Regions from separate parts of the Homo sapiens genome. Here region 2 is linked to region 1. A link is an interaction called in ENCODE POLR2A ChIA-PET data of the cell type or tissue named here. Cell type or tissue: CD4-positive, alpha-beta T cell. All regions are shown on one strand.

What was found. Peaks named below come from ENCODE experiments on the same cell type or tissue, not always from the same donor. Only the 100,000 strongest peaks of a DNase experiment are listed, where the experiment ranks them.
Region 2: POLR2A ChIA-PET joins it to region 1 with 8 read pairs; 2 of 35 experiments call an interaction of 5 or more read pairs at or near these places.

What each region holds. Positions count from the first base shown.
Region 1 is chr10:21,851,634-21,854,133 of GRCh38, reverse strand. All of the region lies in intron 8 of DNAJC1 (DnaJ heat shock protein family (Hsp40) member C1), which reads left to right. Among named protein-coding and RNA genes, the nearest start is that of DNAJC1, 150 kb to the left of the region's middle. In CD4-positive, alpha-beta T cell, no CTCF peak of the experiment used is centred here; no DNase peak of the experiment used is centred here.
Region 2 is chr10:21,709,842-21,712,341 of GRCh38, reverse strand. All of the region lies in intron 13 of MLLT10 (MLLT10 histone lysine methyltransferase DOT1L cofactor), which reads right to left. Among named protein-coding and RNA genes, the nearest start is that of MLLT10, 180 kb to the right of the region's middle. RefSeq lists enhancers at 797-1,297, 1,267-1,366. In CD4-positive, alpha-beta T cell, no CTCF peak of the experiment used is centred here; a DNase peak (open chromatin) is centred at 1,411.

The DNA of each region.
Region 1 (2,500 bases):
ATGGTTGAGTTCATGGCCTTTTTATCTTTGTATCCACTGTAGTGTCTATAGGGTAAATGTAATTAAATTGAGTTGGTGAATTAGACTGATGCCACTAATTTGTTTCACTTAATCACTCAATGTCTATTACATGTTCTTATCCTTTATGTGTTGATCTTTCAAAGGACAATCTTATTTCCGTCATTTTAAACTTCTGGGAGTATCTTCCCATATTCACAACTAGGAATAACAGGGGTGGCAGAGCTAACTTGATAAGTTTTGACACTGGATTAGATTCAAATGGATGAACCAGAAAAGCAGTTTCCCCAGTGATAGTCTTTTTTTTTTTTTTTTTTTTTTTTTTTTTGAGATGGAGTCTCATTCTGTCGCCCAGGCTGGAGTGTGCAATCTCGGCTTACTGCAACCACTGCCTCCTGGGTTCAAGCAATTCTCCTGCCTCAGCCTCCTGATGAGCTAGGATTACAGGTGTGCACCACCACGCCCAGCTAATTTTTATATTTTTAGGAGAGACAGGGTTTCACCATGTTGGCCAGGCTGTCAGTGACAGTTTTTAAGTAGAGATATTCTGGTACAACAATATGGTTAGTATTGAGGAAATAACTTTTTTTACCGAAATAAAAGGTCAGGGAGGCCAAAGTGTGCTCCTGAATGCTAATTTTTATTCATTTTTAGTGTGTATCAGACTACTTCCATAAACGTGGTCAGTTTACTCTCTCCCAGGGTTAATCTACATGTTAAGTAAAATTAAATGCAAAAGACCCTTTATCAATATATAGTACCATGAAAGACTCACTTTCTCATGAACTAACAATACTCAAAGTACAGAGAGTGAATTCTTGGAAGAAACACATGTGGCGCAAAGACACAAAGCCAAGACATTTCAACAGTATATTCCAAATAAGATATAGCAGGCCAGAATGACTTCTGGAACATGGCAGGAGTAGAATATGAGATAAAGCTGGAAAGAAAGGTAGGTAACAAAATGTAGAAGTTTTTGAATGCCAAGATAAGAAGTTTAGATTATTTTATGTAGTAGGGAATCTTTGGATTTTTAGCTGGAAGGAATGGGGTATTGACATGCTCTGTTTTGTAAAGGTGAAAGTAGCAGCAGTAGACTGAAACTGTGGAGTGAGAGTGGAAAGGAAAGATATTTTATAATTGATGCAGAAATAAAATTCAGACTTGCTGAAAATCATAGCTAACTAGTAAATGGTGGAGTCAGAACTCAAATGATCTGACTCCAAAACCACTACAATATCCACCCTCCACAATATAAGCATATTATAATCATTTGTGTGTGTATCTTTATTAGGAGAGCAAACCATATCTTTTCATTTATGTCCTGTTTCTTAGCATAGTACCTAAAAAAAAAAAAAGTGGGTACTTCGTTAGTTCAATCAATAAATATTTATTGAGCACCTAACCAAGCATTATGCTTGGTATGCATATGGTTTACGTCTGGTAAATGTTGCCAGTCTTCCCAAGTAATTGTAACCAATTTATACATCCACCAGTTAGTTCATGAGGATTTCTGTTGCTCCACACCCTGACAACACTTGATATTGTATGTCTTTTTTCATTTTAGCTTTTCTGGTGGATCTCACAATGAGGTATGATTTTATTGTTGCTATAAGAGTTTTTAAAAATTGAGGTGAAATCCATATAACATAAAATTAACCTTTTAAAATGAACAATTCAGTAGCATTTAGGACATTCACAGTGTTGTCCAACCACCACCTCTGTCTAGCTCCAAAACATGATATCACCTCAAAAGGAAACTGTACCCATTGAGCAATTGCTTCTCATTGCCCACCTCCACCAGCCCGTGACAACCACCAGTCTGCATTTTGTCTCTATGAATTTACCTGTTCTGAATATTTCATTTAAAGGAACTCATACAGTATGTGACCTTTTGTTTCTGCCTCCTTTCTCTTAGCATATTTTGATGGTCATCCACTTTGTAGCTAGTATCAATCTTTTTATGGCTGAATAATATTCCGTGTGTGTGTGTGTGTGTGTGTGTGTGTGTGTGTGTGTGTGTATCTCACAATTTTTTATTTTTTTTATTTTTTATTTTTTTTGAGACAGAGTCTCACTCTGTCGCTCAGGCTGGAGTGCAGCGGCGTGATCTCGGCTCACTGCAAGCTCCGCCTCCCGGGTTCACACCATTCTCCTGCCTCAGCCTTCCGAGTAGCTGGGACTACAGGCGCCCGCCACCAGGCCAGCTAATTTTTTGTATTTTTAGTAGAGATGGGGTTTCACTGTGTTAGCCAGGATGGTATCGATCTCCTGCCCTAGTGATCCACCCGTCTCGGCCTCCCAAAGTGCTGGGATTACAGGCATGAACCACTGCGCCCGGCCGTATCTTACAATTTGTTTATCCATTCATCCATTGATAAATGTTTGGGCTGTTTCTACCTTTTACGTATTGTAAATGATGGTGCTACAAATGTGTGTATGGTTATTTGAGTTTATGTTTTCAATTGCTTTGGGTATATAC
Region 2 (2,500 bases), 140 kb after region 1:
CCTTGGGGACTGAGGTGTGAGGATCACTTGAGCCTGGAAGTTCAAGGTTGTAGTGAACCATGCCGTGATTGTATCACTGCACTCCAGCCTTGGCAATAAAGCAAGACTCTGTCTTTAAAAATAAATAAATAAATAAATGAAGTTATTGACTTATATAATAAATTAAAGCACCTAGAATCTTATTCAAACAGGGAAAACAAAACAACTGGGACATTTTAAAAAGCCTTACAGCTATAATTAAGGCGTCGGGATCTTTTTTATATCTACAATTTCTCCAGAAAAATGATATATTTAGCCAATGCATTCATTCTGCAAACATCACTGAACTCATTATTTGCCAGGCATTATTCTAAGCCCTGGAGATAAAAAGCCATTCAAGATAGGTAGTCTTTGCCTTCAAGAAGTTGCGTAGAAAAAAGGCATTACAAACAGTTGTGGAGAGCACTATGACAGAGACATCCTCAGGAGGCTAGGAGCACAGAAAAAGAGGTATCTAATTCAGACCTGGAGTGAGAAAAGTGGTGAGCCAAAAAACTTACTGGAAGAGATGTTGTTGCTTTTCAAGCTAATTTCTTTTCTATCTTTTGTTTGTTTGTTTTCTGAGACAGAGTCTCTCTCACCTATGCTGGAGTGCCGTGGTGCAATCATAGCTCACTGCAGCCTTGACCTCCTGGGCCAAGCGACCCTCCTGCCTCAGCCTCCCAAGTAGCTGGGACCACAGGCGAATGCCACCACACCTGGCTTTTTTTTTTTTTTTTTGCGTTGGTTGTGGGGTCGGTGGGTTAAGAGATGGGGTCTCACTATGCTGACAGGCTGATTTCAAACTCCTGAGCTCAAGTGGTCCTCCCACCTCAACCTCCCAAAGTGCTGGCATCACACGCATGAGCCACCATGCCCAGCCTCAAGCTAGTTTCTTTTTTGAGGTGAAGTCTTGCTCTGTTGCCCAGGCTGGAGTGCAGTGGTGCAATCTCGGCTCGCTGTAACCTCTACCCGCGGGTTCAAGTGATTCTCCTGCCTCAGCCTCCCTAGTAGCTGGGATTACAGGCACGTGCCATCACACTCAGCTAATTTTTGTATTTTTACTAGAGATGGGGTTTCACCATGTCGGCCAGGCTGGTCTCAAACTCCTGACCTCAGGTGATCTGCCCGTCTCGGCCTCCCAAAGTGCTGGGATTACAGGTTTGAGCCACCACATCTGGCCTCTCAAGCTAATTTCTAAAGGGGCTGCAGTACAGAGGTGAAGGACGGTTTGAGGAAGAAACATGCAGTAGAGCAGGATAAATTCTAAGGACTTGGTGACTAATTAGACCTGAAAATTCTATTAGACCAATAGAACCTGGTGACTAATTAGACCTGAAAAATAAAAACAAGGGTAGAGTCACCAATGACTCTTAAGCATAAGTAAGTACATGTAGTGATACCATTCACTGAAACAGGAACAGCAACTGAAAGCAGTGTTTGGTTACTGTACGGAAGTAACTGTGCTAGTATAAGAACTCAATGAGGTAAATATTACTCCCATTTCACATATGAGCAAACAGAACTTTAAAGAAATAAAGTAACTTTTTTGGTGAGCTAGTAGGTGGTGAAATAATGATTCAAACTCACAGGTATCCTATAAATGAAATCACTTCCTAATACAAATTAAGAGGTTCAGGGTCATGGTCTTTGAGATGCCTGTGGGACACAGAACTCCTACATATAGAACACAATGGGATAAGCCTAAAACCCAGCAGGAAATTCAGATCTGAAGACATAAATCTAGGAGTGAGAAGCATGGTAAGTTACAGTAAGTAAACCTGCAAACTAAAAATACTTACTATTGGTCTGCACTATGGTTGAAATTTTAACCAGTTGCTCATAATTATTATAGAAATAAGAAATTTCCCATTAAGAACTCTAGATGCCTAATATCTCTTGAAAAACTGAAGATTTGCCAACACTGGATACTATATTATAAAAGAGCAACAATCTGACCAGAGCTCTGAACAGGGCATAGAGACTTTAATCCATCAGCATCTCCATCATCCCTTACCATGTCACTCATTTATGTTACCTATGTGGCCCCATAAGTATTTTACTTACAACTCTTGATATGAACACAATGGTCAAGGCCAAGGAACAAAAATGGAATCACCCAGGGAAAGTTCTCAGCATGATCAAGAGAAGAGAACCAAAGACAGAACCCTAAATAACATTACCATTTAAAGGGTAAACAAACAAAAATAGATCACAAAGGGCAAACTTAGAAAACTAAGATAGAGAATCTTATAAACTGCTCTAAGAATTTCAAAGGAATGGCCTGGTGCAAGTGGCTCATGCTTGTAATCCCAGCACTTTGGGAGGCCAAGGTGGGCAGATCTCTTTGAGCCCAGGACCAGCCTGGGCAACATGGTGAAATCCTATCTCTACCAAAAATGCAAAATTAGCTGGGTGTGGTGTCAAGCATGGTGGTGTGTGCCTGTAGTCCCAGCTACTTGGGAGGCTGAGGTGGGAGAAC